Linked DNA regions of Homo sapiens: regions 1, 2, 4, 5 and 6 are each linked to region 3. Evidence: chromatin loops called from intact Hi-C (ENCODE). Cell type or tissue: IMR-90. All regions are shown on one strand. Region 1 overlaps NAALADL2 (N-acetylated alpha-linked acidic dipeptidase like 2). Region 2 has its middle 180 kb from the start of NAALADL2-AS1. Region 3 has its middle 85 kb from the start of MIR7977. Region 4 overlaps NAALADL2 (N-acetylated alpha-linked acidic dipeptidase like 2). Region 5 has its middle 98 kb from the start of TBL1XR1-AS1. Region 6 overlaps NAALADL2 (N-acetylated alpha-linked acidic dipeptidase like 2).

Region 1 (4,000 bases), 1.0 Mb after region 3:
TATTCCAGAGCAAGAACAGGTTCCTGTCTGGCAGCTCTATTTGATTGTATATTTGTGGCTTGGGATGGAAACAGGGAGCAAACCAGAAGAGCTGGGAGACGACTGGAAAATGCAAACATACAGCTTCATGACTGCAACTATTTAATGAATGAAAGAGATAAAGTAGCCGGAAAATCCCAGGTCTTGGACCAGGAAATGTGAAATGAACCAGCAAAGATGCTTCAGCAGGCCTGAAGAGACTGGGAACACCAGATGAAAGAGAACAGGTACCTGTAAAGAGCAGTGATACAGTCAGAGGAAACAATAAAAGTAAGTTGCTGATGAATAGCTATCAGAACACATTCCCATGAATGCTGAGTGGTCAGCATGTCAAAGTCCGGCTCCATTGAGCAAGATTTTTGTCTCTTCATGGGAAAATAAGAAGTGCTTTTAAAGTAGTGGCTAGAGCCCTAAAAAACAATTAATAGAACTCTTCTCATTAGCTACATCTGGCATAGAATGAGCCTGGCTTTGACAGGGTTTTTCCATATATGTTTCGAACTCTACAGAAAATGACTGTAGGGGAGCTGATTCCAGGCAAAAGAATCAACATGATTAAATGAGCTGTGGGAGGAAAATAAGGCTGTGAAAAGGGAATGGCAAGGAGCCAAGGTTAACCGGAGATGACTACATATGGTGTTGATTAAGACTAAAATTATAGAGTCTTTATTATGGTGGGTTTTATATATTAAATTAAGAAAACTGAGTAAGTACTGGGAGATTTTTATGGAGTTTTAAGAAGATAATTAGTACCATCAAAGGGGATTTTAGAAGTTTTGATTTGAGAATGATATGCAGAAGGAAGAGAACTGGAAAAATTCTGTTTCACAATGTATTGTATTCACAAGGAAAACAGTAAAAATAGATCCCATTTGTACCAGGTGCAGAGCTTGATACTTGGCATATATTGTCTCATTCCATTTTTACACTTTATATATGAGGGTCCAACTTTTCAAACTAGTTATTGTTATCTTCTTGTGATAGAAATAACTCTAAAGCTCAGAAATAATGTAATGCTAAGAGTCATATGGCTGGTAAGCTATGCAGGTGAGATCAGAGTCTACTTCTTTTAGCTTTCAAAATTAAAATTCTGATGTCATTACTGTTAAAAGCTATTTTTTTTTCTCAACAAGAAGTAATAGCTGCATGAATTAGGATGTCTCGACACAGAAAGGTAAAGATCCATGTGAAAAGTCTGGGAAAGGAGAATGGTCACAACTTGGCAACCCACTGAACAGAGTAGTGGCAATGAGGTAATTAAGAGAGAAGGCAATTAAGGTTTCAGTCCTGGATGAGTATAAGAATAAAAGTCCTATTAATCACACGGATTCAGTAGGAAGACTTGCCTGAAGGGAAAGAAGAGTCAGAATATTTTAAATAATTATATTTAGTATTTGGCTTCATCAGACAAGTATTACTATAAAGCCTATAAATAAAGTAAAATATCCTGACCTGTTCACACAGAACACTTCTGCATACAAAGAACTTTTGACTTTCACTGCTTGGTCATAGTCCACACGTTACTGTGAATCCCATTGGCTGTTTTTGGAACGCTTTGCAAATGCCTGCACGCCGACATTCCTTAAACTGGAGTTTCCCAGGCCATAAAGTGAGAATAAAAGCTGCCTAATACTTAGCTCATAGCAAAGCTTGAGGATGAATGAGAATGCTTATAAAGTGCCTTTAGCTCCACAGAAGAATAGGTACAATATAAATGAGTCACATTACGCCAGTGACAAATACTATCCATAAACTGTCCAATAGAACTAAACAAACAAACAAACAAACAAACAAAAAATCTCTATTGCTCCTTCTGATACTGCATATTGTCCTGCTACTGCTTTTTTAATTCTTTTGAGGTTCCCATGAGGAAAGAAAATTGACATTTCTGCAGTATGCCCAACTCGTGAAGTGTACAGAGATACACAAATCAAACAGATCATAGGACAGGCTTTGCTCACTTTCTCACAGTATGTTTGCCGTGAAATGAAACAAAAGAAGTGACACATTTGCAAGGTTGCTTCGAAGAAAATATTAATCATATGAAAGCAAGATGGCTATTTTTAGAAAGTGTGCTGTTAAAGTTGAATCCATTTTTCAGTACAAAAGACATCAACTATTTTCTGAAGGCATTCAGGACTTATTTGAACTTTTCAAAGATTTCAAAATTATCTCAAGTTTCAATAAAAATATCAATGAGATGCTAGATTTAAAAGATTCAGCATTATACCTATATCACCTATATACTGATCTAAGGCTGATATTAAAATTAAGTGGTTATCCATAAGCAACAGGAAATTATAAAACATTAACTAATGTCAAACTAATGACATAGCATTATATAAAGACTCAATAGTCTAAATCTGCATTATAGTTATCAATAAACAATGTCCAGACTTTTTAGATATAGTGTGAGAATAAACATTTATAGATAGACTTCTGTGCTACTCTCAGATATTTAGCAATTTATTGAGGCAGGAAAAACTGAGAGAAGAAATAATAACGTGTAGAGACACAAAGTTAGACTTATTCAGTGAATCTGCCTCTGGATAACAGAGATGTAAGTAAGATGTAAATATGAAGATAACATCAGCCCATCCTACTGATTTTAGCTGGAAGACAAACTAGAGTTATATAATTTAGTTAATAATATGAAAGAAAATGCCAACAAAAAGATGAAATATTCCCTTTAATAATAAGATTGGAATCCCAAAGTTGTGTACTGAATACTTACAATTAGGGTATATTTCAAAATAATGCCATAGAGAATCTTTAAATCTTCATTGCTTTCAAGTTTCCAAATTAACACACATATATAGGTTAACAATCATGTATATATGTATATGTATGTATACACATATGCGTATATAACTTAAAGAAGAACTTTATAATTTTTATAAAATATGCAGGTTAATTACTATAAAATGGTAGAATTTAGAATGGTAGTTCTCAATGCATAATTTAACGGCCAAAGAATATAAAATCAGAATATTAAAGATGAAAGGATCCACAGAATAATAATCACTGTTTCTCTTTGGAGGATGGCAGGGAATTTTATTAATTTTTAATTATCTAAGTAAAATACATAAAGCTGTTCTTATTATAAAAACAAGAACATTGAAGTTAAGCTAAAGACCATTTTGGCCATGCCCCACATTTTGTTTCCCTGTACTACCAAGAGGCACTCTCACCAATATAGTGTCTCCTAAATTTCATATTATTTTAATGCATAGAAAAATTTAAAATAATTGTATAATGTTATTATTATACTTTCTTTTACTTAAATATTTTCATACATATTACCCTGTGACATTTCTTTTTCACTCTGTAAGGAAGGCTTAAAGACCTCTTTATTTAAGTTTGCAGATGTTATTCTTTTATTATTCTTTGTGGATGTTGCATAGTATTCCATAATTCTAATAGTATTCTAATATACTTAGACGAATCTAAATTTTGCTATTGTAATAAAAACCTCCATGAATTTTGTTGCATGTACATCAACTTGCATATGTGCGAAGGTTTCCATAAGGCTGCTATGGAAAAATGGATTTGGGGTCAGAAAATATGCAAATTTTAAATTTTTATATATGCCAATGAATTGTACTCAAAAGTGGCTGCACCTGATTTTTCCTCTCGTTAGCACTATAGGATAGGACACATATTCCTATCCTCCAGAAACCTTCTAAGCAAAGGAAACTACATATGTAAAGGCCTTGAATTAAGAAACAGTATAGTGTACCAGAGGAAACAAAAGAGGTCATATGACTGGAGTGGTGCAAAAGAAAGTCAAAGAATTCATATACAGCATTTATAGCATGAAACATATCTTGTCTTTAAGAGCAAGGTAATCAGTTAGGTTTTCCTGCTCTCCCCAGGGCGTATCTGAAAAATTGAGAAATTAAAAAAATACAGAAATGCATAAAGAAGGAATATGTATATATATGTGTGTGTGTGTGTGTGT
Region 2 (4,000 bases), 470 kb after region 3:
CAGAAAGCAAGGAAGTGCACAGAAAAGATAGAGGCATGTTGGAATGACACAGGGGACATGCAACAGGAGCTCACAATGGTCAGAGATGGAACAATTTGAGCAAGAGTATAAATAATTATGATATTTTATTGTATTCTCTAGAATAATATAAAGGAGTTCATTCTGATAGAAATAATTAACTAATTAAATAAATAAATGTGGGAAAAGGGGCAGCACTTCCTGAGAGTAGGATTCCAATTAGTAAACACAGAAGGAATGATGGAAATAGCAAATCTTCATTGTGCCAATAACACAGTAATAATTATTACACACGAGTCATTAAATGGTGCTAAATTAGTGAGAAAAATTGTAATGAAAACTGGGGTCTTGGTATGGTTTTCCCATACATGGTATTTACTAGTTACAAGATGGAAATTACAACCTTATAGTGGAGAAACCTGGCAGAGACCACATGAAAACAAGAGATCAAAGTCAATATCGCCAGTAATAAGCCCTGTCCATATCATGTACTCCTGATATGAATAACCTAAAAGAGCAAAACATTTTTTTCTGTGGTATTCTTGGCAAAGTTACACAACCTTAATCTAACATGGAGCAAGCATTTCTTCACTCACTTACTCTGTCACAGTCCTTGATGAATATTACACCATATTCTCTTTTTAATCTGCTAATATCCCCTACCCCACTTTTTCTCAGTTGATGATCTTTTTTTCTAATTCACTAGGAAAATAAAAGCAATCTGAAGGAAACTCTCTCAACATTACATCTTGGTACCCTCTAGTATCTAGACCCATAGTCTCCTCTCTTCTGTTAGTAGAGTTGAAGTCATTATGGTCCTACTTAACAGCAAATGTTTGACTTACACTCTAAAGTTTACTCCTCCTCCACCTACTCTAGAATATCATTAGAACTTCCTCATTTTATTCTTGTATTATCAAGCTTTTTCTCTTTATTGGATTGTTCCTGCTAGTTTACCTGTTTTAAAGTCATTCTGACACAACTCCTCTTCATTTGACATAATCATGGTCTCATTTCTCTGCTCTTTATAGTTAAATCCCTTGAAAGAGTTGTCAATATTTTTTCTCTCCATTTCCTCTCTTCTTATTGTCTTTTAAATCCACTGTAATCTTGATTTTGCCCCTACCACTCCACCAAACTTCTTCTTCTCAAGTTAGCAATGACTTCCACATTGCCAAATCCAATAGTCAACTAATAGCTATCATAATAGTGACTTGCCAGCTGTCACGTTGATCTCACTTCCTCCTTAAGAACCTTTTTTGGTGTTGCTTTTTTCTAATGGCTTCTGGAACCACAGAAGTTTTGTTTCTTCCTCTTATGTCACTGAGGACAAACTTTGAAGTGCCCCAGGAATCAGTCCTTGGACCTCTTATTTTTTCTATTTATGTCACTTCATTGGTGATCTTATTCAGTTGCATGCTTTTAGATATCTTCTATATCCAAATGATTTCCAAATAAACATCGCTATCCTGGACCTCCTCCTTGAATTTCAGTTGAGTATATCTCTCACTACCAACTCAACATTTTGTAGATTAAATAAATATCTGAAAGCTATCATATCCATGATCTCACCTCTTCAAATATAATCTATCTGTTGTCTTCTCGCTCCCAGTTAATGATGGCTTCATCTTTCCAGTAAAACAGGTTAAACATCTTGGAATAAGCTTTGGTTCCTCTTTTTCTCCCATTCTGTGTAGCAAACAGGAGAGTATGGCCCTCTTGTGGGCGTTTAAGGATTATTCCAACATGGCCACAGGCATTGCACTCAGCAAGGCATATAAAAGTAAAGAATTTATTATATGCACAGGTCCTAAAGACAGGAGGCATGGCAAGCCATGCAATGGGGTCATATGGGAGGAGTTCCTAGGGAGTAGGTTCAACCAAGCAGATGGGGAGCGGAGAGAGAGTGATGATCCATGGGCAAGTGCTTTTACTGAAGGGTCAGAGTGAAGTACACCAGCAAAAGGCATGAGAAAATTTTACTGGTACATTGAAATGTCACTTGATTATAGTCAGGGAAAGGCAAGAAGGGGAACTTGTGGCAGGAACCTGCCTTATCACACTGGTGCATCAGGTCACCTGGGTGGGGTGCTCACAGCTTGTTTGTGGAGATTGATATGGTGTGGCTCTGTGTCCCCACCCAAATCTCACCTTGAATTGTAATAACCCCCATGTGTCAAGGGTGGGACCAGGTGGAGATAATGGAATCATGGGGATGGTTTTCCCCCTACACTGTTCTCGTGATAGTGAGTGAGTTCTCACGAGATCTAATGGTTTTATAAGTGTCTGACATTTCCCCTGCTGGCTCTCATTGTCTTGCTTGCCACCATGTAAGAAGTGATTTTGCTCCTCACTCACCTTCCACCATGATTGTGAGGCCTCCCCAGCCATGTGGAACTGTGAGTCAATTAAACTTCTTGCCTTTATAAATTACCCAGTCTCAGGCATGTCTTTATTAGCAGTGTCAGAGCAGACTAAAACAGGGATGTTGAGGCACCTGTAATATACGAAGTTTAAAAGTGTATAATATACACACTAAATCCAATCTGGTAGTAAGCCATATTTAATTTTATATTTCTCTCTATCTACATTGTTTCATCTTAATACAAACAGTCTGGTCGCAGTTGTTTGGACCAGGCTTCCAACAGTCTCCTGATTTTCTTCATTCTCCCTTTTCACACCTATCATCTATACACAGCAGAGAGAATATGCCTTTTAAATCACAAATTAGACCTTATCCCCTTTATTTGAACTTTCTAATATTTTGCATTTCATTCCGAAAACAAGTCAAAATCCTCAAGTAGCACAAAACATGTTTGAAATTTAAATTTAAATAAAATTATTATCTCTTTGACTTCATTTACTACTAGCCTCCTGTGTGCTTTCTCTGTTCTATTTACAGTTCCTTGAGTGACAGGGCACAGATATTCACACTGACTATGCATTATGTTTGGAAAGCATTTCCCCATGTGTCCTCACAACTCACTTCCTCACCTTCCTGAAGAATTTCTCAGAGATATGACTGTCTTATTTAACTTTGCAACCCTTCTAACACAGCTCTCTTTGCTCCTTAGCCTGCTTTAATAATATATACTTTATTATTTGTTATCTTTTTTTAAAATCTCTCCTCTAACTCTAATATAATGTAAGATTCAGAAGAAAGGATGTTTGTTTCGGTATTTCCTGTTGAATCTGTACCAAACAATGGTACTTAGGTGTTCAATAAATGTTTATTTAATCAATGAATGAATGAAAAAGTCTCAAATTTATCATCAGTAAAATAGATGATTTCTGCCTTAGCCTTCTTTCCAGATAAAACAAATATTCTTTTGTAGATACGAAGCATTGTACGATTGGAGTGATAGTAGCATATTCCTAAATAACTATTAATATAATCCTCTGAAGTAATTTATTGTTTCTTCATTAAACCAAAAATAGATCATGGATGAGGATGATAATGTGCAGATTAAAATGAATAACATTTTTCAAAGATTTTCCAAATACTGTTTCCTTTCAAATACTGAAAACAATATTTTCAATATGCTTACATAGGATAAAAATGTCAAGAGAGAAATATGGCCAATAGGAATGCCTTGAATAGTTCCTGTTTAACCAATGTATCAGTTTCTTGCAGCTGCCATAACAAATAATCATAAACTTAGTGGTTTAAAACAACAGAAAGATTTTTTTTTTTCAAAGTTCTGGAGGTCAGAAATTTAAAATCAAGGTGTCAGCAAAGTTGTGATTCCTCTGAAGGCTCTAGGGGAGACCCCACTTTTTCCATCTCCTTGTGGCTATAGACATTCCTTGGCCTCCTCAGCTCTATCACTGTAATCTCTGCCTTTTTAACACACTTTTTTCTTCTCTATGTCTGTGTGTTCTCTTTTGTATTAAAAGGATACTTGTCATTGGATTTAGGGCACACCAGGCTAATCCAAAACAATCTCATCTCAAGATTCTTAATTATGTCTGCAAAGACCCT
Region 3 (4,000 bases):
CAATTACTTGTTTCTCTCTCTTTCTTGCATCTGGGCCACATTTCTCCTGCCTTTGGACATCAGAACCCCAGGCTTTCTGGCCTTTGGACTCCACGACTCACACTAATGGCTCCCTAGGTTCCCAGGCCTTCAACCTCGGGCTGAGAATTATATCATCAGCATCCTTGGTTCTGAGGCTTTCAAACTTGGACTGAACCATGCTACCAGCATCCCAGGATCTCCAGCTTGCAGATTGCCTGGGACGCCTCATCTTCTGTAATGAGCCAACTTCCCTAGCAAATTCCCTCTCATCTATTTATATATCCTATTGGTTCTGTGTCTCTGGAGAACCCTGACTAATTCAGTGGTTAAGAGTCAGACCACGTGGGTTGGAATCGTGAATCTACCATGTGTGTTTCCAAGTCTCTTTGTGCTCTGTTTCCTTATGTCTTAACATGGAGATAATAGGATTGTTGTGAGAATTGAATGAATTTATACATGTGAAATGACGACAGGCATGGTTAGCACATAGTAAGCGCCATATATGCGAACTTTAATGCTATTATTGCTTTGAAAGATTATTGCTATAACCTTTAATTATTTTGACCTCTCTTCCTCCTTTCAAAATCTTTTTCTTATTTCTGTGAGGATTTTCTTTTTATTGATTTATCTGAATTTCTCTCTATAAGGGGAAGGTTCCCTGAGTGGTCATTTGTAATTCAGAAATTGGGCATATTTTATAGGAGTCATTCCCTTTGATCTGCCCTCTGTACTTTGGCTTCATCAGTTTTCTAACTCCAGGTATAGAAGATGATTTTCTTCTATTGTTTTCCCAAGGTTGGCTCTTCAGGAAATTGCCTTAACTAGGGATGCAACAGGCAGGCAATATGAAACTTCAACAGAGGACCACGAAGACACTGAACTGGAGTGATTTTATACATCAAAGCTAAAGTCCAGGTTTTTTTCTCAAATGTTCGTTCCTGTTTCACCTTAGTGTAAGCTAAATGTGACCTTGAGCTAGTTGGTGGGTTGGTGGGGAATGGAATTTAGATTAGGAAGAATTTATGATCAATGTGATAAGTAAAACAACAACAAAAACAATGCATTTTCTTTCTTCCTCCAAAGAATGACTTCAGAAGATTTTTTTTTTATGTCAATTGTCTTGGTGTTTTCAACCCATCTTGTGGAAGTTCGCTATTATGCTCATCCTTGACGAAATGATTAGTTTGATAAGATGACATGTCAAGCCTCAGAACTATATGGAACGTGGCATTCTGATCTGGAGGGTAATAGCTTGAAGCCACATCTCATTCTCCTTTTTTACTCAGCAGCTGCAAGAACTTGGAGTCTCTAAGACAGGATGATACCCTGGAGCACAGCTTGCAGACTTGAGTGACATCTAGTTCATAAATGGCTCAGCTGACGTCTCAGGCAGGGAGTGCATGAACCAGGCTTGGAGGCAGCTGACGATCTGATGTCCAGATGTGAGGAGGAGAGGGAAGGGGGTTCAATGCAACAGCAGCAATAGATTGCAAAGGAGAACATAGTAAGAAAGAGAAATTAAACAGAAACACAGCAAGATGAGAAGGCAAGTTGGAGGGAGTGTATGATTAATCTCTGGTGAAAGCCCCCACAGCAGAAAGATGAATTAATGCTGTTCAAGCTGTTAGCCATCCCTTCAGCTTTATTATGTGGTAGAAAGCTACCTGTCACTTTCTGGGCTGTATGCAGTGGTAGGGACAATGCTGGCTGCTTTCTACCAATGCATTGCAAACACTTTCTAAGTTTTCTTTTTGAAGCATTTCTAATATTTGTTTCAATCGCAGGTAGATCCATCATATGCATTTAAAGAGTCATATCAAGCAGAATTCCTGTTCAATATAAAGAGCTCATAAAACAAACGTTACTATTTATCAACTCTAATGGGTTTTTGTAAAGGTCTTATAGAAATAAAGAATAAAAATCCAATGATGGTCTTACAATAAATATCCTATACTTTATTGCCTATTTATGGGGTAATCTTGCTTTCTCACAATATGTGGCTCTCCAAAAAGATTTAAACTGTGGTCATGTGGTTTGCTTGCCAGGAGATGGCAATAGTGATCTACTTCCATGTTATGCCTATAAACAAGCTCATTACACCAAAATTAAACTTTGTGCCAAAATGATTGGGATTTCCAAATCTGTTTTCCAATGCAAAATTATTCATTTTAAGTTCTTGAATTATTAAGTTGTTTCTACTCATTCACAGCTTGATTTTTACCAAAATCTTTGTCATGACAGTTCTCTCAATATCCAAAAATAATCATTTTGCTCTCCTGGAATCAGTAACATAATTTTGAAAAAAAAATTATGCATACAATCATACATTTTACTGAAGACATAGACAATGAATTAAAGTGGGAATTTTATAAGATTAGGATGGTTACCACTCAGACAAATATCACTGAATCTCTAAGGAATCATATCAATGTCCCTGGAATTTTTTGCCTTTAGCATGACTGAGATCAAGAGATCAAGCCAATTTTTTTTTTCTGTCAGAGTTCAGTGTGATGCTGTCACTGTTCAACCTGACTAAGGCTGAAAATGTGATTGAAACTTCACCGCCCTTTTCATTGAGGGCACATACATTCCCTTTAATTTGACCCCGAGTGCTGCAAAACCCAACACTTTCCCTGTTTCTGCTTCTAGGATGCTCAGGCATAATTTTTTTTTTTTTTTTTTTTTTTAGCAAGAGTTTCATGACTTACTTTTTAAACTTTAATTATTACTGTACCTTTAATTCTGGGTTAATAGCTTAGTTTTATTATATTGCACTTTTGTTTTAATCCATGTTGAATCTCTTTTGGAAATAACATATGATTTAAGTCCATGAATGCAATGAAACAGTCGACTTACTCTCATAATAATTAAATCCATTTGTTACTTGTGATGGCTTGTGGCTCTATCCATAAATTGCCTAACAATTTTCTTAAGAACAAAATCATAATATGAAAGCCACCTTCATCTTTTATTGGTATATGCAAGATAACTCTGGTTGCTATTTCTCAGCGAGGGTATTTTTAAATACAATATCCACACCTAGGGTATTTTAAAATAAAATGGTTTTCAGTTTGTTGCCCATAACATTTTTTTCCAATTGCTATATTTTAATTATTTTATTCTAGCTTATGGTCTATTATTAATAAAGTTCTTGGTCTATTGCATGGTCTACTGCAGATGGCTTCCATATTGTTCTTCTTGAGGATTTCATGTAAGGCCCTTTTAGCCAGTTTGAGTAAAGAGAAACATTATTTAATAAATTATGTTGCTACAGTGATTAAAGGTAATAGTATGTTATAGAAAAAACTTAGAATTTACTAAAGTGATATCTACTATGACAGTGTTGGATCCCAACTTAAAAAAATGTGGATTATTAAAATAAAAAGAACAGGTATGGAATATTAAAATTAAATTTCAATGGTAGGATATTAGTTCTGTTGTCGTACATAATTAAAACAGTTTTATCAATATTGTTTTCACACATACTTAATGTAATTGATACTTTATATCCATTTGATTGCAAGGGTATGCTAACAAGTTTGTCACAACTGAGCATTAAAATTAATAATACGACTTTTGGGAGGGAGCTGGATTTAACATGCTCTTCTTTTTGTTTTTAATCTTTGGTTAGACTTATGTCATAACCGAAAGCTCAGGCAAATGTTCATGTGTGGTTTACATTAAATGAAATATGTAGCTGAGCCAGTACTGGGACTGCTTACCTCTCCTTACTCTTCCGGTTTTAGTCTGCATCACAGAGAAACTGACTCCTGCAGGCTGCATTTCTCAGGATCCTATGTCAACGGATTCAGCTAAAGGGAGGCACTTGTGTGAGTTCAAAGCTTAGGAAGAGGGAAGAGGCTAGAACATTCCCTCTTCTCTTTGGGCAGTGTCTCTGGCATTGGCTGAGTTTCCTTCTGCCAGGCATCCCTGGCTGTTGGGTTCTGGGGGCTTCTCAGGACCCCCAGCTCTCAGTGTC
Region 4 (4,000 bases), 1.0 Mb after region 3:
AAACTATACGCGTGCACGTGCACATACATAATCTATCTTTTGTGTCATCCTTAGCATAAAAAGGGGGGAAAAGACTGTAAGAATTGGTAAAGGGTGTTCCCACACTTGTTGAGACGTCAACTTAGAATAAAAATACGTTGATTATAATTCAAATACAAGAACAATGTTGAATTCAGACTGTCAAGTGACTGCTAGCCAGAATCAGGATTCTGACTCAGACAGAAGTTCTCCCTTTGGGCAGAGCCTTGGGCATTTAGAAGCAGCCTGCTATCTTCGATCAGGGTTTACAGAATTTATCTAGTCTTTTTGAATTTCTGGCTATGTGATCTCATAATTTGACTCTAGCCCTTCCTCTGCTTGGAAGTTGTAGAATAAGCTCTGGCATCTTGCAAGCAATCTTCACAGAGCCAATGCACAGTTAAGCTCCCAGTGGCTCTGATGAGTTGATCTCCCATTGTTGAACACAAACATTGACCAATTAGTCAGTGATACAACGTAATTGTTTTTAAAATAGTTCATTACCAGACAAAATTAAAATACTTTTGTTTCTGATTTTGGACATCTTAGCTTGTGACTGACTGGATTTCAAATGGACACAGTCATATTCTGCCCCGTTCATCCATCCCTTTTCTTTGTTACAAAATGAAATTTCTTCACATGAATCACTCTCTATGATTACAAGCATTTCTCCTTCTTGTTTGCTTATTCAACTCCTCCCTTATACAATTTTATTACAAGTTGGAGGTCTCCCAATTCTGTGTCTTAAGCTCTCATTACATTTTACTTCATTTTTCCCCCATAACAATTCCTCCACACCCAGGCCTTCAATTCGCACATCAATAGAGTTGACTCAAATTTTTACCCCCAGTCCGCACTCTTCTCTGAAAATCAGACCAGTATTTCTAACATACATACTACTTAATCCCTCTTCCTGAATTTTTGCAGGTATCACACTGTGTGTCAAATGTAAATTAAGAGCATAACTCAAAGCTGCTCTACTTCCTGCAGTTCCTCTTAATGCAATGTTCTTTCAATTCACCTATTTTTGCATGCAGAAACTAGTAAATTATAGGCCACCTCCTCTGTACAGTTTAATAGAGAACACTGCTGCCCCTTCCTGATACTTATCTGTTGATTCCACTCATGTGGTTTAAATCTTTACTGCTACCTCTCTATTCTAAGACTATAATCACTCTCGTCCAGAGCTTATTGACACACTCTTTCATTGCCCTCACTAGATCTGTTCTTTTGCCCGTCTAATGGTCCTATAACACCGCATCCAAAAGGACTTTATGAAACATAAATATGATCGCTATAACATTTCAATGGCTTCTTATTGTGATGTCTATCCCATTACCTTCACCCTCAGTTCTATCTTACATCCTGCTCTCCTTTACTCTTTGCAAAAAAGAGGGCGTCTGTCCACTTTTTCACGTTTGTTCTTTCACAGCATCGTAACCTATGCCGCTCACTGTAAATCTGAACCACCTGCCGAGTTCTCTAAGCTAAGGCATACTTATGCCTCAGATAATTGTTTATTACTCTCTCAGGAGAGTCGTCCCTGACTTTGACTTCCCATAAAAGTCTAGGTTGGGCTACCAGCTATATGTGCTTACTGTATCATGTAAATATGTTAAAATTCAACATTTTTGTGAAATTATTTAAGTGGCCATTTTTTTTTCCTCTAGACTAGAAGCTCTGTAAGAGCAAGGATGTTGGGTATTTTTGCTCACGTTTCCCAGTGCTTTAACAGAATGCCTGGCATGAGTAAGTCCTCCATAAACATCTGTGGAATAAATCAGTAGGTGAGTGTAAGAGAAGATCTGTTTCCTGAATTTTTCTTTGGAGTTCTTGGTTCTACATCAATTAGTGTTCATACAGAGCTTCTCTGTGGGTTACAACTCAACCATCTGGAATCTTTTAAATGAAACTTAAGAGATCATTTCAAAAGATAAACAACTTTTAAGAAATGTTTCTATTAAAATAGTGTATGTACATAGTTTCAAAAGAAGACTACAGTTGAGCTTATGATAAAAAGTAATCAATTACACGTTCTTCCTGTTGGACCCCAAGCCCATTTCCCAAAGGCACTGTCTTTAACTATGTCCACATTTAGTGCTTTTGGTAATTACTTTTATAGCACTATTTCTAGATTTATGAATTATTTAGACAATATAAATTTATTTCCTGATATACAAAATGAGATTTTAATTTAGGCTATTCTTTCCTATCTCTTTCCAAAGCTTAATCCTTATACAATTATGTTTGGTTATTTAGTCACTTGTCTTTCTACTTTTAAATAATATCTACTTCTTTAACTTCATTAACCTTCCATATTTCAGCAATATCCCCTGATTCTTCCCTTTGAATGATGAATTTTACTTTTAAAACTTTGGACTTTGTGATTTTACTCTAATATTTTGAACTTTCCTGATAAAGGTTATATTAACAAATGCATAATCTAATTATGTCAGTGTTCTTTCTCTAAGTTTATACATCATTAAATATGTCTAAAACAAGAAAAAATTGCTCTGAAAGTAAAATAGTTAACATGCTATACATATCTACTTTTTTTAATAACTGAAAAATGTTGAACTACCTAAATTAATGAATTTACAAGTCATCTAAAATAATTTGGTAAGTTCTTGGGAGGGAGATTGGTAAAAAAAATGTTTTCCTTCTGTTTGTTTAAATAACATAAATTACACCTAGATTTCTTGTAATCTTATACTTATATATATTATTTCAAGTAATTTATAATAAGGTCTACCTGAACTTAAATTTAACATACATATAGAATTTTCACAGGCAAGGTGAGTCAACAATATGGGTAAGATCCACTCATCATAAGTTATTGATAAATATCACTCAAAATGATGACTAAAGATTTTTAGAAGTAAAAATGGAATACAATCACAAATCAATGACATCCTGGACAACTTTTGCCACAAGTAGGTAGGCACTTAGCTCAATTAACATATTTATTTTCTTTCTTTTTTTTTAAAGTAACAAGTAAAAAAGAGAATCTCTAATGACTTTTAGAAATTTCTCCATGTCTCCACAACTATAGAGTTTATGGTTTAATAAGATTATGTTTTTAAAATAAAACATATAAGGTTGATATTCAGAATACATAGAAAAGGAAACACCTAGAGTTCATGTGGAAAAGAAAAATCTCCATGTGTAAAAAAGTCATTTAAGAAAATACAATAGTGGCTATATACATTTTAAAGTAGGAAATGTAATATAAACTAGATGGAAAATTAAGTTGAGTTGGACAAAGATATGTGGGTATAGTGTAAATAACTGTAAATAAAACCCAAGAAAATGAATGAGGCTTAGTCATAGTTTATGAATAAGTGTACTAAGATTCTATTAAAAACTCAGCAATCCATTCACTTCAATTTTCTCAACTTTTTCATCTATTTGACTACCTATTCCAGCATGTGATTGTTTACTGCCAATACAAAATGTCCTTTAACAGTAATTCATTCAAATAAGAGAAAAAAAAGAATAGAAGCACATTTTAGGATTTTGATAATGACAATACAAGGTCATTAAAGAGATGATAACATGTTTATGCCCCTCAAAATAAACAAGACCAATCTATTTTACCATAACACAGTCTTTATGATTATTCAAAACACATCATCGCAGTATTCATTCTGAAACATTATATACAATCTCAGTTTCTTTATTCTTTTGAAATTTTATCAGGTGCTCCAAGTGTAAACTGGATTCTTTATTATTTCAAAGGCAAGTGTCAAAGAAAATGGTCATTCCAAAGCAGTAAGAATGCTATCCTGGTTATGAGATATTAAATATTTGTTAGTTTTTATATATGTTTAAATTTTTAAATTTCTGTTTAATACACTAATAATAATTGTATATATTTATGGGATACAAAATAATGTTTTGATTTTTGTTGTGCATTGTAGAAGAATTAAATCAAGCTAATTAACATATTCATCACCTCACTAACTTTTTTTGTCCAGTGAGA
Region 5 (4,000 bases), 510 kb before region 3:
CAAGTGATATTTTGATACATGTATCTAATATGTAATGAGCAAATCAGGGTAATGGAGACATTCATCATCTCAAACATTTATCTTTTTTTGTGTTGAGAACATTACAATTCTAGCTATTTTGAAATATACAATAAATTATTGTTAACTATAATTTCCCTACTGTACCATCAAATATTATCACTTATTCTTTCTATTTAGCTGTATTTTTATACCCATTAGCCAACTCCTCTTCATTCCCTACTCCCTTTCCTTCCCCCAGCCTCTGGTAATAACCCTGTCTACCTCCATGAGATCCACTTTTTTTAGCTCCCACATAGAAGTGAGAACATGTGATATTTATCTTTCTGTTCTTAGCTTATTTCACCTAGCGTAATGAGCTCCAGTTCTATCCATGTTGCTACAAATGACAGAATTTCATTCCTTTTTATGATTGAATAGTATTCCACCATGTATGTATACCACATTTTCTTTTTCTTTTTTCATTTGTTTATTTTTATTTTTTATTTTACTTTAAGTTCTGGGATGCATGTGCAGAATGTGCAGCTTTGTTACATAGGTATACATGTGCCATGGTGGTTTGCTGCACCTATCAACCCGTCATCTAGGTTTTAAGCTCCACATGCATTAGGTATTTGTCCTAATGCTCTCCCTCTCCTTGTCTCCCACCCCATGGCAAGCCCCAGTACGTACTGTTCCCCTCCCTGTGTCCATGTGTTCTCATTGTTCAACTCCCACTTATGAGTGAGAACATGTGGGTACACCACATTTTCTTTATCCATTCATCTGTTGATGGACACTTAGGGTCATTCTGTATTTTGGTTATCGTGAATAGTGCTGCAATAAATGTGAAAATGCAAATATATTTTTGATATACTGATTTTTTTTTTTCGAGACAGGGTCTCGCTCTGTTGCCCAGGCTGGAATGCAGTGGTGTGATCATGGCTCACTGTAACCTATGCCTCCCGGGCTCAATCAACCCTCCCACATCAGCCTCCTGAGTAAGTGGGACTACAGGCATGCACCACCATGCCTGGCTAATTTTTTGTATTTTTTGTAGAAATGGGATTTTGCCATATTGCCCAGGCTGGTCTTGAACTCCTGGACTTAAGTGACCCGCCCACCTTTGGCTCCCAAAGTGCTGGGATTACAGACATGAGCCACCGTGCCCATCCTTGATATATAGATTTTTAAAAAGTATATACCCATCAGTGAGAGTGTTGAATTACATAGTAGTTCTATTTGTAGTTTTTTGAGAAAACTTCATACTATTTTCCATAATGGCTGTACTACTTTATATTCCCAAGATTGTGAAATTGAATAATAATTATCATCATATTTAGTATTATGCACTTACTCTGTGCCAAATACTGTATAAATATTTGTGCTTTCAATTGTCTGAACTACCTTGATGTTATGCCTATTTGGTAGATGAGCAATCTAACGCTTAAAGAAATTAAGAAATATGGCAAAAATCCAAGTCATAGAAGACAGAAAAGGGAGCCACAGTTTCGATTCACGTCTTTTTGTTTTTGAAATTTTGGCTACTAGCCAATATACGTTATTATCTTAAAACCGTATTATTATTCTGCTCATTTATTCTTTTATTCAACTATACGATGAATATTCACAAAGTGCCAGGCGCTGTTCTAGGTTCAGTAGAATGTTGCTGGTCTTGAGATTACATTCTAGTAGAGGAGGATAGTCTCTAAAAAAAAATGTGAACCAAACATATATGAACAAACATATGTATTTATATACATATATGATGAATTTACAATGTGAGATATAATGACAAAAGCCAAAACTATTTTGGTGTGGTCTCCTTACAAAAATATTAACAGCCAGAGTGGCAAGCTGTACACCTAACAACGGGTGCATTTCGGCTATAGAACACTTTGACATGGTTGCAAGGATGAAGTCAGGGCTTTTTGTCAGATGTTGCAATCTTTAAGGCTTGCCAGTAGGTGGCATCCATGCCTTATAAACATTAGGAACACAGACCTGGTTGGCACAGCTTACAATGAGACTTAAGTTCTTTGATTTTATAATGTTAGAGCTTCCTATGGTATCTAATTATCTCTGTTGAATGGGTTGGGTATATGAAAGACGTAATCAGTACAATTTGAAATACAGGTAATGTGGCTGTGTAATTTTCAGTGACAATTTATACAACTTTTATTTTAAGGTAGTCCTAAAAGTATACCACATTTTGTTGAAGCCTATGGATTATATTTATATTCATGATGAACAATCGACTGAATGATGAAAATAGGCTTAGGGAAGTGCAGCATTCTGCTAAATTATGTGGTCAGAACACAGAGTTGAGACTCTAATAAAGGTTTTTGAAGAGGAAAATGTGATTGAAAAATAAAACCTATTCCTAGAAATTGATATGCCTTTTAATCAAGCTTGCAAAGTTGTTCTGCTATTCTGCACAAAATCTTTGTTATTTTAAAGGAAGGAGAACATTATAGTATGCTGGATTTAGAAAGAAAAGATACATATATTTCGAGCTCTGATTTAAGATCTTTTGAAAATATCCCTACCATGATCCTCCTCTTTAAAGTTAGGTTGTTGGGTTAAAACATGTCACTTTGTAGTGTAGGGCCGTTACTGTGTCTTTCAAGTCACATTGTTTTTTTGCAGTAAGGAATTGAGACTGAGTGTTGGACGAAACCTGAGGTTTTAAGGTGAACATAATTTTAAAGGGTATGTCTATGTCTTGCGTCATTTACTAAAGGTGAAGCTCCTGGGCCCTCAAACACTTTTTTTTTTTTTAACTTGCTAATACGTTTGCTAGTCCATTGCACTACTGCATTTGCTGAGAATATTATTTGCTTTCTGTCAGATTTACCTTCTGCATTGCAAAGTAACATCTTATTTTAAAAATCTCAGATCCCTTTTAGTTGCAGTGTTAAAAAGCTGTCAGCCAATAGATATTTACAAAAGACATTCCACTGGTGTCTGCAGCAACCAATGAACTTATGACTCTGTTGCTTTTAAGCTAAAGGCTTGAGAAGTCTAGTGCTTTCTGTTCTCCTACATCTAATTTGGGAGAAGCTGTATTTTGAAAAATTGTCAGAAATAAGTAAAGGAAATGCCAACTTCATTTGAGTTTGAACTGCTAGGCTAGCATTTTGCTATTAAATTACTCTGAAGTTAATGTGGATACATTTCTTATTTACTTTCTTTGTCTCTCTGGGTATGTGCCTATTAGGCCAGGTAAAAATAAAATGGCAGTCATCTTGAGTTAAATTTCATTTATGAAGTTAAAACCTTCCCTTTTTCTGTTTTCTTGGAGGAGAGTATTAGGAAATTTTCCATCGCCAAAGGATGCTAAACCTCTCAGATTCTTTCTAGGATGTTCAGCAACTCATTTCTCTATAGCTGATTCTTTCTTAAATTGGATTTAATCCAACTGTTCAGTGTGCTAAATTCTTTTAAGCAAAATCATGTCCAGTGTCTTCTACTTCTATCCTAACTATGCCACAGAGATAAAAAGAAGTCTAGAATTTTTACCTCATATATACTTTTTGTAGCCCAGCATTAGGTTTTCTTTTTCTGAGAAATCAAAGAAAAATGAGTAACAAATCAACTAACAATAACAACCTGTTTTTAGCTGAGAGGAGAAGAACTAAAATTCATAAATTTATCTATAAGCAAAACAAAATCTTTCTTTGATTTTGGTTTAATGGTGGTACTGAAGATTTTAACCTAATGATACTTTGGTAAGAAATCTTTTAGAGGATGAAAACTGTCAACTTAGAATTCTTTGCTTAAAAAAGAAACTATCATCAGAGTGAACAGGCAACCTACAGAATGGGAGAAAATTTTTGCAATTTACTTATCTGCAAAAAGTCTGATATCCAGAATTTACAAGGAACTTAAACAAATTTACTAGGAAAAAAAAAACAAACAAACAATGCCATCAAAAAGTGGGCAAAGGATATGAACAGACACTTCTCAAAAGAAGACATTTATGCAGCCAACAAACATATAA
Region 6 (4,000 bases), 1.3 Mb after region 3:
ACTAAAGAGCTTTTGCACAGCAAAAGAAACTATCAACAAAATCAACAGACAACCTACCTAATTGAAGAAAATAGTCACAAATTAAGTATCCCACAAAGATCTAATATCCAGAGTCTATAAAGAACTTTCAACAGCAAAAAACCAATAACCCCATTAAAAAGTAGGCAAAAAATGAGCAGACACTTCTCAAAATAAGACATACAAGCAGACAACAAAAATGTTTAAAAAGTCAAATTACTAATCACCAGAGAAACGCAAATCAAAACCACAATGAGATAGCATTTCATACCAGTCAGAATGGCTATTATTATTATTTTATTATTATTATTATTATTATTATTATTATTATCATTATCATTATTATTATTTTGAGACAGAGTTTTGCTCTTGTTGCCCAGGCTGGAGTGCAATGGCCCAGTCTCGGCTCACTGCAACTTCTGCCTCCTGGGTTCAAGCGATTCTATTGTCTCAGCCTCCCATATAGCTGGGATTACAGGCGTCCATCACTATGCCTGGCTAATTTTTGTATTTTTAGAAGAGACGAGGTTTCACCATGTTGGTCAGGCTTGTCTCGAACTCCTGACCTCAGGCTTTCCACCTGCCTTGACTTCCCAAAGTGCTGGGATTACAGGCGTGAGCCAACACGCCTGGCCGAAAATGGGTATTATTAAAAAGTCAAGAAACAACAGATGCTGACGAGGCTGCAGAGAAAAGGGAATGTTTACACGCTGTTGGTGGTAATATAAATTAGTTTAGCCACTGTGGAAAGCAGTTTGAAGATTTCTCAAAGAACATAAAACAGAACTATCATTCAACCGAGTAATCCCATTATTGAGTATATACCCCCCCCAAAAATAAACTGTTCTACCAAAAAGACATATGCACTCACATGTTCATTGCAGCACTATTCACAATAGCAAAAACATATCATCAACCTAGGTGCCCATCCGTGGTAGACTGGATGAAGAAAATGTGGTACATAATATGTCATGGAATACTACACAGCCACAAAAAAGAACAAAACCATGTTCTGTGTAGCAACCTGGATGCAGCTGGAGGCCATTATCATAAGTGAATTAATCCAGGAACAGAAAACCAAATACGGCATGTTCTCACTTATAAGTGAGAGCTAAATATTGGGTATGGATGGATGCAAAGATGGCAACAATAGACACTGGGGAGTGCTAGAACGGGGAGCAAAGGAGGATGGCAAGATTTGAAAACTACCTATTGGGTACTCTACACACTACCTGGGTGACAGGTACTCCAAATTTCAGCATCATGCAATATATCTATGTAACAAACCTGCATGTGTATCCCTTGAATCTAAAATGAATTTGAAATTATTTTTTAAAAATCATGTTTGCTTTTCTTAACTACAGAATTACTTCAAAAGATCTTAGTTGAGTTTTCCTAAAAAAAGACAAAAATCAGTGCTTTTACCCAGAAAGATTTGCACAAATGCAAATAATTTGGGGACTATATTAAAATTTAGCCATTTACATCATATGCATTTTTTTTCATTAAAATAACTGATCCACTTCAGATCTTGGGAGAAGATTATGTACCTGAATGACGTTAGTAAATTGTAATTTAATTAAATTTAGTTAAAAAAAAAGCTACCTTCCCTTTTTCAAAAAGAGAAAAGTTAAGCCAACAATTTCACACATGGAAGGCAAAATAGTCAAGTAATTGGTTTTCCTATCACTATTTTGTCAAGTAATTACAAGGGAAAACATATACGCATCACGAAGTAAAATAGTAACTTTCAGCCTCTTTCATTATTTTTCTTCTTAGTTCATGTGATTGAAGCCATTCATTTTTCACAATCTAGTTCGTCCAGCACACTGTTAGTAATATGCTATATGCCCTACTTTGTGAAGCAAAAGTAATATTCTATGAATTTCATTTCATCTCTGATTTATCTACAATTTTTTAATGCATTCTCTACAATAATTATTTTAGCTTGCCAGTTAGTTATTAGTAGTCCCACCAGAGGGCAGACAGGGGAAAACTCAGGCTGTAAAACTCAAATAAGCACAATACTGATATTTACTCATTTTTCTATAAAAGCTGTGCAAATGGGAGCACTGTACATATTTGATGCTTATTTCAAATCATTTTCCATTGTTTTCCACAGTCCTTCTCTTTTTTCTGGGTAGACCAGAGACTCACTTTGTGATCTAGTAGTTACCTAAAATAAATTTTGATGGAATTGAATTTATTTTGTATGAAGAAGGTTATGTAAGAGTCAACAGACACACATGAGCCAAATTTAAAATTCAAGAAAATTTACAATAATAGGCCAATAGGGAGACTTCAGCTGATGAGATTTTTTACTATTCTGTAAGAATCACGAATCTTACTTATTACCAAATACAGTATGTGTCACATTTTCTACAGTGAGAATTCTGACAAAGGTGGAAACTGAGAATTACATTAATCTAATTTGTGTGCTACAAAAACATGGAAAACAATTTCCACATCCACAGGAGTCAGTCAGTACTTGATTCTAGCTATATGTCTGAAATGATAAAGAAGAGGTTTATTAATATTTGTCAAAAGAGTACATTTCAAACAACTTCTGAATTATTTGAAGTGGTAGGAAGACTTGTTTTAGAATATCTTTTATTAAAAACTTTAAATAGTTCAATTATTATAAGGAACAGTAAATCCTTATTGCCAAAGTAATAATTTTGTGTAAAATTAGTAGAAAGCATTTAGTTTTGCAATAGCAATAATTCAGGTAAAAAAAAATACACAGAAGTATCAAGACAGTAATACAAAATTGAATGCTTAGGCAATCAGCAAATCAGCCAAGAACAAAGTAAGTCCCTGGTTCAGCACTACTTCTAAACAGCTTTATCTTTAAGCCCAAATTCATAAATCTAGGCTTAAGAAAGGTCAAATGAAAGAAGAAAAAAAATACATTTTCTTTCCGATAAGTTTCATCCATTGCTCGTCAAGCCAATAGAAATATAGAAAACCAATTCTGTTAATTCTGAAGGCAATCTGTTCAACGTCCTTAACACAGATATATGTTTGTGGGTTTAGGTTTATTGAGTGCTACTGCCATGTAGGTCACTGGGAAATAGAAATTTGTCTAAATCTAATTGGAAGAAGAAGAGCAACTTACAAAATTAAAAATTCAGAGAGCTAAAGGAAGTGATACCAAGCCAATGGGCACTGCAGATAAAAGATCTAGAGGAGGTGACTGAACATTGATCCATGTGAGTCATCAAAACACGGTATTCACTAGGGAAATTTTGTCACCACCTAAATGAAGAATAAGGGGACTAAGGAAAATTACCCTGCCTATTAGCAAGAGCTAGGACAGCCCCTCCCAAATCCTTCTCTATCCAGGGATGAAATTAAATATTTAAAATTTGTAAGTGTGAAAAAGCAATACATCAAATCAAGGAAAGAGGAACATGGTGGTGAATAAAGAAATGGAATGTTTTTGATTAAAAAAAGAAAAAAGACTTGTTACCAGGAAGTAAAGGAGAATTTTGAAACTTGTATTGAAAACATACAGGATTCCAAAGTCTCTTTGAAATGCCGTAATCTTGTATGAGATGAAGAAGCAACAGGCTGAGATTCAAACAATGGTTGTCTAAATGAGTAAAAATTAAAAGAAATCTGAAAACACAATGGCAAAATCAAAATCAACATTGGAGGCATTAAACACAAGAACTGGCACAGGAGGAAAATAAAATCAGGGATTTAGAGAATAAACCTGAAGGGCTGCCCAAAAATATGAAGGAAAAAAGTGACGGAGATAAGTAACACACAAAATTCTGTATATAGCATGATCCTGCATGTGGGGGATAAATTCAGTGAGAATAAACATAGGAAATATTCAAAGGTGCTAAAAGTGGCCATCTCTGGATTGCGCAATCATAAGAAAGTTTCACTCTTTCTGTATATTTTCTCAATATAAAGTGTTTTACACTTTAGACTGTATTACTTTTGTAATCAGAAGAAAAAATAAACACAAAAC

The links. Peaks named below come from ENCODE experiments on the same cell type or tissue, not always from the same donor. Only the 100,000 strongest peaks of a DNase experiment are listed, where the experiment ranks them.
Region 1: a loop joins it to region 3, with 12 times the contacts of the local background. A loop is called at or near these places in 3 of 110 quality-filtered maps.
Region 2: it touches region 3 in a loop (11-fold over the local background); 13 of 110 quality-filtered maps call a loop at or near these places.
Region 4: a loop joins it to region 3, with 5 times the contacts of the local background. A loop is called at or near these places in 4 of 110 quality-filtered maps.
Region 5: a loop joins it to region 3, with 9 times the contacts of the local background. A loop is called at or near these places in 6 of 110 quality-filtered maps.
Region 6: a loop joins it to region 3, with 5 times the contacts of the local background. A loop is called at or near these places in 3 of 110 quality-filtered maps.

Annotation. Positions count from the first base shown.
Region 1 is chr3:175,429,193-175,433,192 of GRCh38, reverse strand. All of the region lies in intron 5 of NAALADL2 (N-acetylated alpha-linked acidic dipeptidase like 2), which reads right to left. Among named protein-coding and RNA genes, the nearest start is that of MIR4789, 62 kb to the right of the region's middle. In IMR-90, no CTCF peak of the experiment used is centred here; a DNase peak (open chromatin) is centred at 12; H3K4me3 peaks cover 1,014 bases; H3K27ac peaks cover 1,352 bases.
Region 2 is chr3:175,954,891-175,958,890 of GRCh38, reverse strand. No RefSeq gene overlaps it. Among named protein-coding and RNA genes, the nearest start is that of NAALADL2-AS1, 180 kb to the right of the region's middle. In IMR-90, a CTCF peak has its summit at 1,735 (motif pointing left); no DNase peak of the experiment used is centred here.
Region 3 is chr3:176,428,528-176,432,527 of GRCh38, reverse strand. No RefSeq gene overlaps it. Among named protein-coding and RNA genes, the nearest start is that of MIR7977, 85 kb to the left of the region's middle. In IMR-90, a CTCF peak has its summit at 2,073 (motif pointing right); a DNase peak (open chromatin) is centred at 2,077; H3K27ac peaks cover 433 bases.
Region 4 is chr3:175,408,282-175,412,281 of GRCh38, reverse strand. The region is part of intron 5 of NAALADL2 (N-acetylated alpha-linked acidic dipeptidase like 2); the gene reads right to left. Among named protein-coding and RNA genes, the nearest start is that of MIR4789, 41 kb to the right of the region's middle. In IMR-90, no CTCF peak of the experiment used is centred here; DNase peaks (open chromatin) are centred at 691 and 1,821; H3K27ac peaks cover 2,797 bases.
Region 5 is chr3:176,937,160-176,941,159 of GRCh38, reverse strand. No RefSeq gene overlaps it. Among named protein-coding and RNA genes, the nearest start is that of TBL1XR1-AS1, 98 kb to the left of the region's middle. In IMR-90, a CTCF peak has its summit at 1,966 (motif pointing right); a DNase peak (open chromatin) is centred at 1,979.
Region 6 is chr3:175,144,441-175,148,440 of GRCh38, reverse strand. The region is part of intron 2 of NAALADL2 (N-acetylated alpha-linked acidic dipeptidase like 2); the gene reads right to left. Among named protein-coding and RNA genes, the nearest start is that of NAALADL2-AS3, 31 kb to the right of the region's middle. In IMR-90, a CTCF peak has its summit at 1,998 (motif pointing right); no DNase peak of the experiment used is centred here.